Regions from separate parts of the Homo sapiens genome. Here region 2 is linked to region 1. A link is an interaction called in ENCODE POLR2A ChIA-PET data of the cell type or tissue named here. Cell type or tissue: PC-9. All regions are shown on one strand. Links, peaks and the distances in the headings refer to the core of each region. The heading gives the core; the rest is flanking DNA. Region 1 overlaps CBR4 (carbonyl reductase 4). Region 2 holds the start of SH3RF1 (SH3 domain containing ring finger 1).

Region 1 (7,090 bases), core at 2,406-4,905:
AGCCAAGACTGCACCACTATACTCCAACCTAGGCAACAGAATGAAACCCCATCTCAAAAAAATTTTTAAACAATTTTTTTAAAAAGATTATATCCTTTATCGATTTCTGACTAGCTATAAACTATAAATAGAAACACCTCATTTCCATATCCCTAGGTCATTATTTTAGTTTTCAACATTTTTATATACAGCAGAGCCTTTATATTTAAAAAGGCATCAGGATTTTAGCCTATCACTAGTACTAACAATTGTGAGATGGGGCACTATTTGATGTATCTGCCAGATAAGATGTCCACTCTTTGATGTAAGTTTCTAGGACTCAAAAAGAACAAAAACAACCCAACACTTTTCTAAGGGAGAAGAAATAAGGCTCTTACCAAAAAGCTAAACCAAGATTTTAACTAGAACAAATTTCTATGTCTTAATATTATATTTGTAGAGGGAAGCAGAGTGGGAAATCAACTTCATTCCAAACAGCACATAAGAACACTTAGAATATCTTCTCTGAGTAGCTAACAAACTCATGCAAATCTTTGTCAACAAGATTTTCTCCAAGTAGTAAACATAAAAGCTCTTCAACTTAAAAAATAAAGTACTGAAACACTTAAGGTATCCTGTAGAAATAAACATAATACTATTTGTCAAAATTAAAAATGCACATACCTCTGAAGCCTTTGCAGTTCCAGTCCCAAGATTACACTCATATACTTGCAAATGTGCAAAATAAACTCCATACAAGTATTGTCACTGCATCATTAGTTGTAACAGAAAAAGTTCAGAACAAAACTAAATGTCCATCAAAAGGCAACAGGTTAAATAAATTAGGTATACCTTTAAAACAAACATCATTTTCTGTTTTCATTCAGTCATTAAAAGTGACATAACAGTCACAAAACACCAAATATTACATGATTCAATTTATATGAAATGTCCAGAATATGCAAATCTGTAGATACAGAAAGTAGTTTAGTGTACTGGGGAGATTGGAAAGAAATAGGGAATGAATGTTAATGGGTTTAGGATTTCTTTAAGGATGATGAAAACGTTCTAAAATTTACTGTGGTGAAGATTGAACAATTCTGGGACTATACTAAAACCACTGAATTGACTGAATTGTAAACTTTAAATGGGTGAATTGTATGGTATGTGAATTGTATTTCCACAAAGCTGTTATTTAAAAAAGTGAAGCAGCTCTATATGGAATAACACAGAAACATCACCAAGGTATCTTGTTCTATGAATAAAGGAAGATACAGAAAGCTGTGAATTGCATGATACAATTTGTGTTTTCTTACACTCATGCCCAGCATGCTTTATTGGCTTATATATGAAATACAAAAGAAACTTTGTAGTTAACAGCAACTACTTTTAAGTAACTGAATGTCCAGAGGAGAAAAGACTCTTTATGCCTTTTTGTACTTTTGAATTTCGTACTATATGTATTATCTATTCAAAACACATATTTTTTAAGGTAATACAGCCATTACAGTTTCCATTTATCAAATATTATTTCTAATATTCAATATCTTCCAATCAGTATGATTTCCCATGAACAGTTTATTTTATATTTAAAGTAATACCAAAGATTAGCAGCTATTGATCTTTAAAAAGTCAACAGTATTAGGCAATGAATCGCAGCCTAATTTATTATTTTCCTTGTTCCTTGCTTTTCCTGTTATAATTTGCTTTTAAACTGTTTTCCTGCTAATTGGAAACTCCATTTGAAGGTGACCAGGAAAACTGACATAAAAGGACACATATTTGTTAACTGTGATGTTTGTTAGCTGTGTTACAAGATCTGTTGAAGAATCTGGTTGAAATTACTATCTAAAATAAAGTTGGTAAGTAATCCACAGAACTGATTTAATTCTACTATTTCAAGTTGCACTTTGCTTCTGACAAATGATGCATATTCATACCATCAAATCTGCTAAATATACATAAAGGCCACTCTATTAAATGGCCACATTTTCAGCTACAGGTTTTTATCTGTAGTATAAATTGCACTGGAAATCCATAATATATAAATATATATTATGCTCTATAAGGGTTGTATGCTCAACAAAAAAGGGGAGTGATAAATAAAACCACCACTTTCAAAAAAAAAAAAAAAAAACTGCACTGGAAAGTAAAATCTTTAAGAAAGAAAGACTACAACCACACTTCCATAACAATCTTAAAACTTCCCCTTAGTATGCAAACTGGATTCCCACTATTTAGTCTACTGCCTTGACAACTATTTACTCTAAACTAGACAAAATTAAGCATTCTTTCCTTCTTCAACATTTCTATAGCACCATATATGTACCTCTATTTTATATTCGTCATATGACACTGCAATTATTTGTTTACATGTCAGTCTTTTTCACTATACTTAGCTCCTTGTGCAGAAATATCTTATTCATTCCTGTAATTTGGGGAGCTAGCTCAGTCCCTACACGTAGGAGACATGCCAGAAAGTTTGCTGCATGAGTTATTGTTAGCTAAGTACACTTCCATTCCCCGAAACCATTCAGCTTTTGTATTATCATGAACTAAAATTAACCCTTCATTACCCACAGTATTCCAATCCTGAAAAGAGAAGGAAGCAAATACATGTAGTTCCAAACCACAAATAATTTATTCCACAGATAGTTCATCTAGGCTAACGCTAAAAATCAATCAGCTTGCATAAAGCATACACAAAGAGAAAACAGTGCTAAGATAACAACAATGCTGCTTCTGGATTGTTTTTTCTTTTTCTTTCTCTCCCTACTCCCAGCAAATAGATGTATCTGAACCACAGTCACTTATCAAATATTCATAGATTTAGAATGTCTGAATGTAGCTAGTTGCTATGAGAAAAAAAAAAAAGAAAAGAAAAGAATTGAAATAAAGACACACTATAGACCAAAAGGGTTAATAGGATATTTTGATAAATCCCTGATACCTGCTGGCTCAACTTCAGTGCCAAAGAAAACACCAACTGTAAGGTCCAAGCTGGAGCCATTAGTGACCGGAAAGGGAAAGGTAGCAAAGGTCTACTTCAGCCCTCTCTTTCTTACAAAGGACCAGCAAACCAAAATAAACTGCCTTTTCTTATATAGGTGATTAATTCTTAAGTACCTACAGTAGGCTAGGACAAAGATTCCATGGCTAACTGGCAGAGGTAGATAAAAACACTTGTGTTACTCAAAAACCAAGTAAATACCTAATCAAAATTTCTAGCACACCAGCTAATTAGTGATCATATATTTTTGAGTTTTAGCACCTTTTTATTACCCTCTTCATTAATCCAGGCAATTTTATCAACTAGTACCCTGGCGAAAGGCAAATAATGGAAAAGTAAAAATTAGGAAAATGGGAGGTTCCAGATAGTTTAGACAGACCATAGTAGTAAAAGGACAAAACTATCTAAAGTTTGTGTAATGATATAAAGAAAATCTAAAAAGAATTTTTTTTTTAATTTTTATAGAGACAGGGTCTCAACAGGGTCTCGCTCTGTCACCTAGGCTGGAGTACAATGGCATGATCATAGCTCACTGCAACCTCCAACTCCTGGACTCCAGCAATCCTCCTGCTTCAGCCTCCCAAATAGCTGGGACTATAGGTGTGCACCACCACACCCAGCTAATTTTTTTTTTTTTTTTTCGGTACAGACAGCATCTTGCTATGTTGCTCAGGCTGATCTGGAACTCCTGGCCTCACAATACTCCTGCCTCAGCCTCCCACATGAGCTACCATACCTGGTAGGACATTATTTTTAAGCTCCCATTAGGTGGAAATCAAAAGACAAAGCTTTTAGTAACAGTTCTTCCATAAACTAGCTGTGTAACCTTAGGCAAGTCACTCTGAATCCCAGGTACAGTTTTCTAATCTACAAAAATGACTGGAAAAAATTATTTCTAAGACCCTCTCCACCTTAAGTTATTCCACTAGTGCAAAATTTAAAAATAAAGACTCTTATGGTTTGGATGTCTGTCCCCTCCAAATCTCATGTTGAAATGTGATTCCCAATGTTGGAGGTGGGCCTAGCGGGAGGTGTTTGGGTCATGGAGGCGGATTCCTCATGAATAGCTTGGTGCCCTCCACATGGTAAATAATGAGTTCTCACTGTTAGTTCATGCCAGAGCTGGTTGTTTAGAGCCTGCCACCTCCTCTCTCTCTTGCTCCTGCTATCCCCATATGACTTGGCTGCTACCTCTTTACCTTCCGCCATGACTGAAAAAAAGTTTCCTGGGCCTCACCAGAAGCTGAGCAGATGTTGGTGTCATGCTTGTACAGCCTGCAGGCCCGAGAGCCAAATAAGCCTCTTTTTTTTATGAATTACCTCAGACAGTCCTTTAGAGCAATGCAAACAGGCTAACACATAGACTTTATATAGAATATGAGGTACAAAAAATTTTTTTGAGTCCCCCAGTTCATTATTTGATTCTTTTCACAATCATTTTACAAACTATTCTACCCAGATGTCAATTACTAATGTTCCAAATAATGGCTTCCCTATAAAACAATAATCATAATCAAGTTATTTTAATAAAGTTTTCACTAACCTGGTGCAACTACATTCACTCTAATTTTCTTTCTTGCTACCTCTTTAGCAAGAGCACGTGAAAATCCAACTAATCCTCCTTTACTGGCACTGTAAACGGACTGGCCAGAGTTGCCTTTTAAGCCAACAATGCTTCCTAGGACAAAAAAAAAAAAAAAAAAAAAAAAAGCGTATTAAATTCAATTAATGGGGTTACTTGAAAATTTAGATAATTTATAGTAAACAAAAAGGTAAAACCCACTTCACCTTGTCCTTTGTTAAAATTAGAAATTCTAACCATTGTCATCAGTCATTTACGGAAGATTTAAGAGTCCAAGTCTGCTCCAGATACATACAGAAAATAGCATCTGAAAGCAGCTGATACAAAACTGCCAATGCAGGTGCTTGCGAATTGATTCACTACGTGAAGGGGATGCACTCTAATCTCTGAGTAGGTCAGATATGATGAAAATTCTGTGGTATTTATAAAGGCTTCCAGCAGGTAGAGGTTAAAGCCAGAAAAAGTCAGACAAAAGCTGACTAATTTTATGATTCTACAACACAGACATAAGGCAGAAAGCTCTCGTTTTCACCCTAAAAACTAGTTCATTTGAAGCTAAATCTCACTAAAATTGAATTACATGCATAACTCATTTTATTGTTCTGCTTTATTGTGCTTTGCAGATATTGCATTTTTTTTTTTTTTTTTTAACAAATTGAAGGCTTGTAGCAACCTTGCAACAAGCAATTCTATTAGCACTTTTCCAACACCATGGCTCACTGTGAGCAGTGCTCACTCTGTGTCTCTTTGTCACATTTTGGTAATTTTCATACCATCTTAAATTTTTTCATTATTATTACATCTGTTATAATGATCTGTGATCAGTGATTCTTGATGTTTACTGCTGTTGGGGTGCCACAAACAAAATATTACTGCTCACTGACAATGCATCTGGTCACCAAAGAGCTCTGATGGATATGTACAAGGAGATTAATGTTGTTTTCGTGCCTGTTAACACAATATCCTTTCTTCAGCTCATGGATCAAGGGATAATTCTGACTTTCAAGTCTTATTTAAGAAACATTTTATAAGTCTATAGCAGTCATAAATAGTAATTCCTCTTAGGAATCTGGGCAAAGTAAATTAAAAGCCTTCTGGAAAGGATTCACCGTTCTATATGCCATTCAGAACATTTGTGATTCATGGCAGGTCAAAATACCAACATTAACAGAAGTTTGAAAGAAGTTATTTTAACCCTCATGGATGACTTTGTGGGGTTCAAGACTTCAGTGGAGCAGAATTACAAGTGGAGCCTGAAGATGTGACTGAATTGCTGCAATCTTATGATAAAACAAATGGGTGAGGAGTTGCTTCTTATGTATGGATAAACAAAGTTGTTTCTCAAGATGGAATCTCTTCCTTGTGAAGATGTGAATACTGTTGAAAGAAATGACAAAGGATTTAGAATATCCTATAAACTTAGTTGATAAAGCAATAGCAGGGATTGAGAGGAGTGGCTCCAATTTTTAAAGATCTACTTGCATAAAATGCTATCAAACAGCATCACATGCTGCAGAGAAATCTCTCACGAAATGAAGAGTCAATCAATGTGGCAAATTTTGTCTTATTCTAAGACTTGGAACCAAATCAAATGTGCAACAATGACAGACTGGATTAAGAAAATGTGGCACATATACACCATGGAATACTAAGCAGCCATAAAAAATGATGAGTTCATGTCCTTTGTAGGGACATGAATGAAATTGGAAATCATTCTCAGTAAACTATCGCAAGGACAAAAAACCAAACACCGCATGTTCTCACTCATAGGTGGGAACTGAACAATGAGAACACATGGACACAGGAAGGGGAACATCACGCTCTGGGGACTGTTGTGGGGTGGGGGAAGCGGGGAGGGATAGCATTGGGAGATATACCTAACGCTAGATGACGAGTTAGTGGGTGCAGCACACCAGCATGGCACATGTATACATATGTAACTAACCTGCACATTGTGCACGGTACCCTAAAACTTAAAGTATAACAATAATAAAATAAAAAAATAAAAAAAATAAAGAAATTGCCACAGCCACTATTATCAGTCAGCAGCCATAAACATCAAGGCAAGACCCTCCGCCAGCAAAGATTATGACTTGCCAGAAGCTCAGATGATCATTAGCATTTTTTAGCAATAAAGTATTTTTTTAGCAACAAAGTATTTACATTTTTTTTAGATATAATGCTACTGCATACTTAATAGACCATAATATAACTTTTACATGCACTGAGAAACTAAACAATTGGATAAGACAAAATTTGCCACATTGATTGACTCTTCATTTCATGAAAGATTTCTCTGCAGCATGTGATGCTCTTTGATAGCATTTTATCCAAGTAGAACTTTAAAAATTGGAGCCTCTCCTCTCAATCCCTGCTATTGCTTTATCAACTAAGTTTATAGGATATTCTAAATCCTTTGTCATTTCAACAGTATTCACATCTTCACAAGTAGATTCCATCTTGAGAAACAACTTTGTTTATCCATACATAAGAAGCAACTCCTCACCCATTTGTTTTAT
Region 2 (7,090 bases), core at 2,081-4,580, 270 kb after region 1:
TCCAAGGGCACAGACTGGGTGGCTTAAACAACAAAAATGTATTTCCTCACAGTTCTGGAGGCTGGAAGTCCAAGATCAAGGTGTCAGTGGGGTTGGCTTCCTTTGAAGGCAACTCTCCTTGGTTGGTAAGTGGCATCTTCTCCATGTGTCTTCACATGGTCTTCCCTATGTGTCTGCATCCTCATCTCCTCTTCTTATAAGAACACTGGTCTTACTGGATTAGGGCCCATGCATGTGACCTCATTTTACCTTAACCCCCTCTTTAAAGGTCCTATCCCCAAATATGGCCACATTGTGAGGTACTAGGAGTTAGAACTTCAACGTAGCAATGTTGGGGGACATAATTCAGCCCCTAACAGTCAGCAACAGGGAAAGAGGGAGAAAGGAGGTATGACTGTGCTATGGAGAAATGAAAGCAGACACAGCATTTACAGGGGAAAATAAATTTCATGTGTGTTCCCTCATATCTAGAATTCCCTACCTTTCTTTCCCGATCTCTCCATTCTTTGACACAAGCTCCAATCCCGTATCTGTTCTGAAGCCCTGCTAATCGTCTCAGTCCCAATGGTCCCTCTTTCTTATCCCAAATGCAGAGCACTTCCTATCTATCCTACCCATCTGACCCTTCACCCTACGTGGCCCTTGGGGCAGTTCTTGATGCCTTCTACATTATCAAATTTGAGGCCTCATCTTACACCATCCCTGTGGCTTGCCTAGTTCACACTTACCTTCTGTCAGTTCTTCCTAGGAGGCACATCCCTTCCTGTTTAGGTCAGCCCCTTTGAAATATTCTTCGCCTCTGCCCCTTCCCTGCCCAGCCCCCATTCCCTAATTAATATCATTTCACCCTTAAGATCTCAGCTCAGATGCCTCTTCCTCAGGAAGCTTTTGAAGATCACACACACAATTCACCCTCACGCTAAATGCAGGTCTTTCTTCTATCCTCTCCCCTAGCTTTGTGTCTTAGAACTTACTTAATTACATGCCTGCATTGTTATTATTTTCTTAATGTGTCTCTCCCACAAGATGGACTATACATTCAAAACCTAATGTGTCTCTCCCACAAGATGGACTACACATTCAAAAGCTAAGAATGGTTTGTCTACCATTACCTATCCAGCAGCTAGTGTAGTGCCCGGCACCTAATGAGTGCTTAAGAAGTATTTATTAAATAAAGCAACGAATAAACTAAGTATAAATTAGTATAAATCAGGGGGTCTCATGTGATCTATTTTTTGGATGAATAAATTTGCTGTGAAGTAGAGGCATCATGAAATCATTAAGTAATAATATCTAAACAGAAACATGCACAGATATTAAGAGAACTTAATGTTAAGAGATATTAAGAGAACTTAAAAGAATTTTTTTTTGAGATGGAGTTTCGCTCTTTTTGGCCAGACTGGAGTGCAAGGGTGCGATCTCAGCTCACTGTAAACTCTGCCTCCCAGGTTCAAGCGATTCTCCAGCCTTGGCCTCCTGAGTAGCTGGGGTTATAGGCACGTGCCACCACACCCGGCTAATTTTGTATTTTTAGTAAAGACGGGGTTTCACCATGTTGACCATGGTGGTCTGGAACTCTTGACCTCAAGTGATCCACCCACCTCCTCGGCCTCCCAAACTGCTGGGATTATAGGCGTGAGCCACCACACCTGGCCAGCTTAAGAGAATATTAAAGAGAAGTTAATATCTATGCATATTTATGTTTACATATCATTACTTAATGATTCCTTAAATCATTGGAACTGCGCATAAAAAGCAGAAACTATTAGGTCTAAATTCTATAGGAACTACTTAAAAACCATGCTTTCCTTATCTAATTTATATATATGCATTTTAACTTCTGCAGCTACATTTCTTAGGCCATAGACAGGTATCAGCAGTGTCCCTCTCCCTATGGCTCATTCCACTGCTTGACTTTGGCCTAAAACCAACAGGAATTCTTTACTTAGAGGTAAAAAACTGATGGATTCCCATGGTGATTCCAATCCCACACTCTCCTTTTCTCCTTCAAATTAGGCAGGAAACACTAAAATTTTGGGAACAAGATGTGCGTCACACATTGGAAATGTTCAAATCTGTTGATAACATTCAATATACTTTGGCTAAACGCATGAGGAGGCCACATGGTCACAGCCTAACCAAACACAGAACATAACTAATAAACTGAAGCAACATTCCACGTTATCACTTTCAGCTTTGCACAACATATGGAAACAGGCTCACTGCACCACTTGGTTGTGTCAGAACACTTAAGGGAGGAGGATGCACATTTGGGATTTATTACAGTCACTCACCTAAGGGAAGCGTCCAAAGAAGTGCCTTACAATATCCATGTGGCTTCATGTTACAGAATTCTCACTCTTAAAAGGAGTCTTTTCTAGAAATGTATTGACCTTTCAGGTGTTTGAACTATATGTATGGCCCTGACTGTTCTGAATATTTGAAAGCAAAAGGTACTAGTAACTTACTGAGAAAGCTTTTTTTTAAAAAAGGGGGGTGGGGGGCAGGGGATGGGGGAGGGGTAGCAGGGGGAGGGGTCTTGCTATGTTGTCTAGGCTAGACTTGAACTCCTGGGCTCAAGTGATCCTCCGGCCCCAGCCTCTGGAGTAGCTAGGACTGAAGATGCAAGTAGCTAGGGGCTAGAGGCGAGTGCCACAGTACCTGGCTCGAAAAACTATTTTAAACTAGAAAAAAGGCTGTTCTTTTTCTAAGTATTGCATCAATTGCATCAACTCAGACTACTGAATAGGTTTGTTTTTGTCCTCCATCCTCCCCCAGCAAAGTAACAGACATATTTCCTGTTCCATCCACCTCAACTATTTTATCCCAGTTATAAGGCTCAAGTTTAGTTGAGTTTCTTGGCAAGTAATTTTTCTCATGCTAAAGAAGAAACATGAAGTAAATTAGGAAAAGCATATAAACCAGAAAAATAATACTAACATGATCAAAATCTCCAAATAATTTACCTATGAAGTTCAATTTTGGGAGCTTAGCAGTTCAGATAAATGAGAATTACATAGTCAATTTCCATGTTAGCAAGAAAACTTAAAATTCAAAAGACATTAAGTTGAGTGTTTGAGCCTCTCCTTAAATTCCTCTTTATCAGTGAACAAACATTCAATGCATTCCTCACAACAGGTAAGGCAGTGTCAACAACTAAGATACAGTATTCCAGGAAGCCATGCCTTCCCTAGTCTAATTAACAGGGAAACAAAACCTTTCCAAAGATGCAAATCTACACCTTTATTAAGCTAAACAGACCTACATCAGGTGTCTCAGAAATTATCAACTTGATCACTGGTTCTGGGATTAAAATATTCGAGTCCAAATAAGTAAACTCCATAAAATAAAGGAAATCTAAGAAAAGCACTGTAAGCAGATCAGTTTCACAACATGTGGGCTCCAAATAAGGAAAAGAAAACCTCCCTATCCCAGAGTTCTCACTATCTTTAAATAAATAAATATGTCAAAAGAAACCTGACAGCCTTAATGATGAAACTGTTTTCTGATCAGGTTTTCCAGTGATTAAAATGGTCTATATACTTAAATACTTCCTATCATTTACAAAAGATGAGCCTGAGAAAGTAGTAGGAAAACTATTCTGTTAAAACTGCCTGGTATCCACATCTGCGAATTATGGGAACTAATGCTATCCCAATGGGCAGTTCCTGTATTAAATGAAAGACATCACTTTTGAGTGCTTACTGAAGACATTTGAAAAAAATATTCTCATCTAGATTAATTGTTCTTTAAAAGCAGATTTTACCAGTTTGGCCAATAATTTAGAATTCCTTCTTCTTACAAAAATGAAGTTGTTTTAATTACTGATGCTCTTGACTACTTTTTATTTTTGCAAAAATGAGAAAGCACATTTTATCAGGAATCCATCACCTGCAACATAATTTATATTTATTAGAAATACCTATATTTCTAATAAATACAGATTATTTATATATATTTCTAATAAATACAGAAATTTTGTGTGACAGTTGTGGTAGCTGTCCAAATAATTAGCTTCATCTAAAATTATTTCAGCCCAAACTCAAATCCCAAGAAAAATCATTTCGATGGAAATACTTCATTTCATTCACTATAAAGCCCAACATAAAGCTAGATGTTTTAGTGTAGTCCTAAGTGACATTTTGTTGCTACAGCAACGAAACTCTGCTACCTGTAGCCATGATTTGTTAAGAATTCCACCAACGAGTAAATTCTGTGCTGTGTATTCATAAAACCAATAGAATGATTCTAAGCAACATAAAAATTAAGGCTTGATTTCCTATTTATGATTTACCCACACACATACTTACAACATATATACTACATATGTACTACATACATGTAATTATGACTCTGAGCCCCATCAAAATGATAAAATACCAAATTTCCATTTTAAAATGGGCACAGAACAAAAGCTGGTTTAGATTTCATTCACTAATTGCTACTTGTTTCCCAAAATTTATCTTAAAAGATAACAGAGACTATCTAGAGATAATTTTCAAAACAATAAAATTTATTATTTATATCCAATCTCATTCCAAGATGGGGGAAAAAAATATTCAGAGGTATAATCTATCTGTTCCAGTATGTATGGTTTCCTAAGCAATGAGTTGACTTCGAAAACACCAAGCTAAAGAATAAAGAAAAAATGTGGACATTACCACCTTTATTCACCAAACTACCTCTGTAGGCTACTTACCCTCACTGGGGGGCTCCAGGATTGCACCCGAGGCTGCTGTCCGCCCTGGGAGCTCTGCAGATCTTTTGAGCTACAATTAGCCACAGTGCTGCTCTGAGACCTTAATGCATTTGTGCAGTTGGTCCCACTTCCCCCACCAGGACCAGGTTTCCAAGGCCTCTGTTTGATGCCATCCAGAAGTCTGACCAGCAAGATGTTACTGGGAAGCTCCTCGACACCCGAGCCAACAAGAGTCCTGCACTCGGGACATCTGAGTTCATTTCGAGAACCTACGATCCCCAGCAAACATCGCTTGCAAAACGTATGCTGGCAAGGCAAGACCTTCGCAGAAGCATCAAGGCGCTCTAGACACACCGGACACTCCAAAAGATCCAACAAGGCTGATTCATCCATCTTTATCTACTTTACTGAGAAAAAATCTTCAGAAATGTTCATAGTTGTGTGCATCCCTTAAAATGACTCATGTAACATCCATTTCAGACTTTGCTCTAGAGTCATGGGGAAAAGGGGGAAAAGAGAACATGAGTGTTGTTATCTAGGGAAAAAGTTCAAAGGAGCCAAGAATCAAAAAGTACCCAAAAGTACACTATTCCCTGTCTGAATAGTGTAGCTTTGCTTTGGAATGTGGGTTCCTAAACTCCAAAGTCAACAACTGAAAACAAAACAGGCTTTCTAAACAACGCAAAATTAACCCCTAAAGATATCTAGGGATTCACTGGGCAAACACAAGGCACAGAGTATTACATAATTCCCGCAGAAGGATTTATGAAGTGCAATAAGGAACATAATTTCTTAAGCTCTGAAAGTGGTATCAGCTGCCTTAATAAAGTCTTCAACTCATAGGAGAAGCTGACAGAGGCCATTGAAAGTTTCCTCTACCTGAAATTTACTTTTATATCCAACTAAATTCCCTTTTTTAAGCCACTTTAGCGTTTAAGAAACCATGCCTCATGTAATCGCTCGTGGTAAATGATCCCAATATTAAATACATATGTTTCTTCGCTGTTATTAAAAATAGAACTGTTTAATTTTGCCCAACCAAAAAGAGCTGAAGGTTGACAATTCTAAAAGACACAGATTTGCTTGAAAGCAGCTAAAACAGAAAAGCGCCCTTCAGGGCAGTAGTTGATAAACTCTGAAACACATTTCTGAACGGCCTGTCCTAATCCCATTCAGAAAAGCTGGCAAAATTATCACCAAAAGAATTCGACAATGGAAGGTTGGACTGGAAACTGTGGGCATATGAAAATGAGGCCATTCAGGAAAAAGCAAGCCACTTACTGCGCCGCTCTCCCCCCACCGCCAAAATAAATGTAAAAGTGAATGCCCAGGAGAACGGGAGTAAAAAGATTTGGCTGGGAGCATTAACAGCTGTTCTTGACAAAGCCGGAGCGGGGGAGCCCCAGGGCTGCACCCCCGCTCCCACGGCGCCAAGCACAGGTACTCCCAAGCCCGCAGGGAGGCGCGGCGGCCGCTCGCCGCAGACACACCCCGGGGCCAGGTGTCGGCGGCACCCGGCAGGAGCCGGTCGCGGCCTGGGGCTGCGGCCCGGCCGGTCCCGGCGTGGGGATCTCACCCTACAGCCTCCCTCATCTCCGCCTCCCTTTAGCTCAGGCCGGGGACACAAATCCCTCTACACGACTGCGGGAAGTTTTCAAGGACTTAAAAATAAATGCGCAGGCTTAAGTTGCGAAACTCAGCCCCACAGAGTGCCACGGGGAAGCAGCTTTCTAGCCCAGCCAAGATAAGGCGACAGTCCCCAGAGAGACCGCGCCATCCGGGAAGCAGGGGGTGCTGGGCTGCGCCCGGGGAGACCGCGGCACGGAGCCCTGGCAGCTTCCTGCCCGGAGAAGGCAGAGGCCGCGGGCTGCTCCGCTTCCGCAGGTCCTGATTCCCGGCCCACGGGGACCCGAGGGCGAGGGGAGAGAGAGACCGACCCAGGGCGGGGATGGGGGAATGTCGAGACCACCGCCTTCTCCGCGGCTAGGGGTCCGCCGACGCTGGGTCCCCGTCGACCCCGCGCCGGCCGCGCGCCCTACCTCGCGCCTCGGCTCCTCCTCTTTGTTCGCGGCCCCGCAGCGGCTGCGGCGGCTGATGCAGATGCGGCCCCACCGCGCTCGCCGCTCGCAGTGTCTCTGACGCCGCGGCGGCACCGGGAGACTCCTCTCTGCTGCCCCCCTCACGCGCGCACACACACCACGCCGCCGCCGCCGCCTCCCACTTTCCCAGCCAAGGAGGGCGGAGGAAGAGGAGGAGGAGGCCGGGACGCAGCCGGCGCCCGGGGCGCAAGGGGGCGGCCCCGCGCCACAGCGCCTTCCCCGGGAGCGGGCGCGGCACCTCTCGGAGCCACCCGCCGCCGCGCCGGCCTCCCGCGCTGAGGTGACCTGCGCC

What was found. Peaks named below come from ENCODE experiments on the same cell type or tissue, not always from the same donor. Only the 100,000 strongest peaks of a DNase experiment are listed, where the experiment ranks them.
Region 2: POLR2A ChIA-PET joins it to region 1 with 6 read pairs; 20 of 35 experiments call an interaction of 5 or more read pairs at or near these places.

Annotation. Positions count from the first base shown.
Region 1 is chr4:168,997,539-169,004,628 of GRCh38, forward strand. It overlaps CBR4 (carbonyl reductase 4), which reads right to left. Exons shown (of 5, transcript NM_032783.5): 4 at 4,533-4,667. Among named protein-coding and RNA genes, the nearest start is that of CBR4, 9.2 kb to the right of the region's middle. In PC-9, for the core only: no CTCF peak of the experiment used is centred there; no DNase peak of the experiment used is centred there.
Region 2 is chr4:169,264,121-169,271,210 of GRCh38, forward strand. It overlaps SH3RF1 (SH3 domain containing ring finger 1), which reads right to left and starts at 6,836. Exons shown (of 12, transcript NM_020870.4): 1 at 6,739-6,836; 2 at 4,700-5,187. The coding sequence starts at 5,092. RefSeq lists silencers at 6,057-6,276, 6,517-7,090. In PC-9, for the core only: no CTCF peak of the experiment used is centred there; a DNase peak (open chromatin) is centred at 3,131; H3K4me3 peaks cover 1,784 bases; H3K27ac peaks cover 1,715 bases.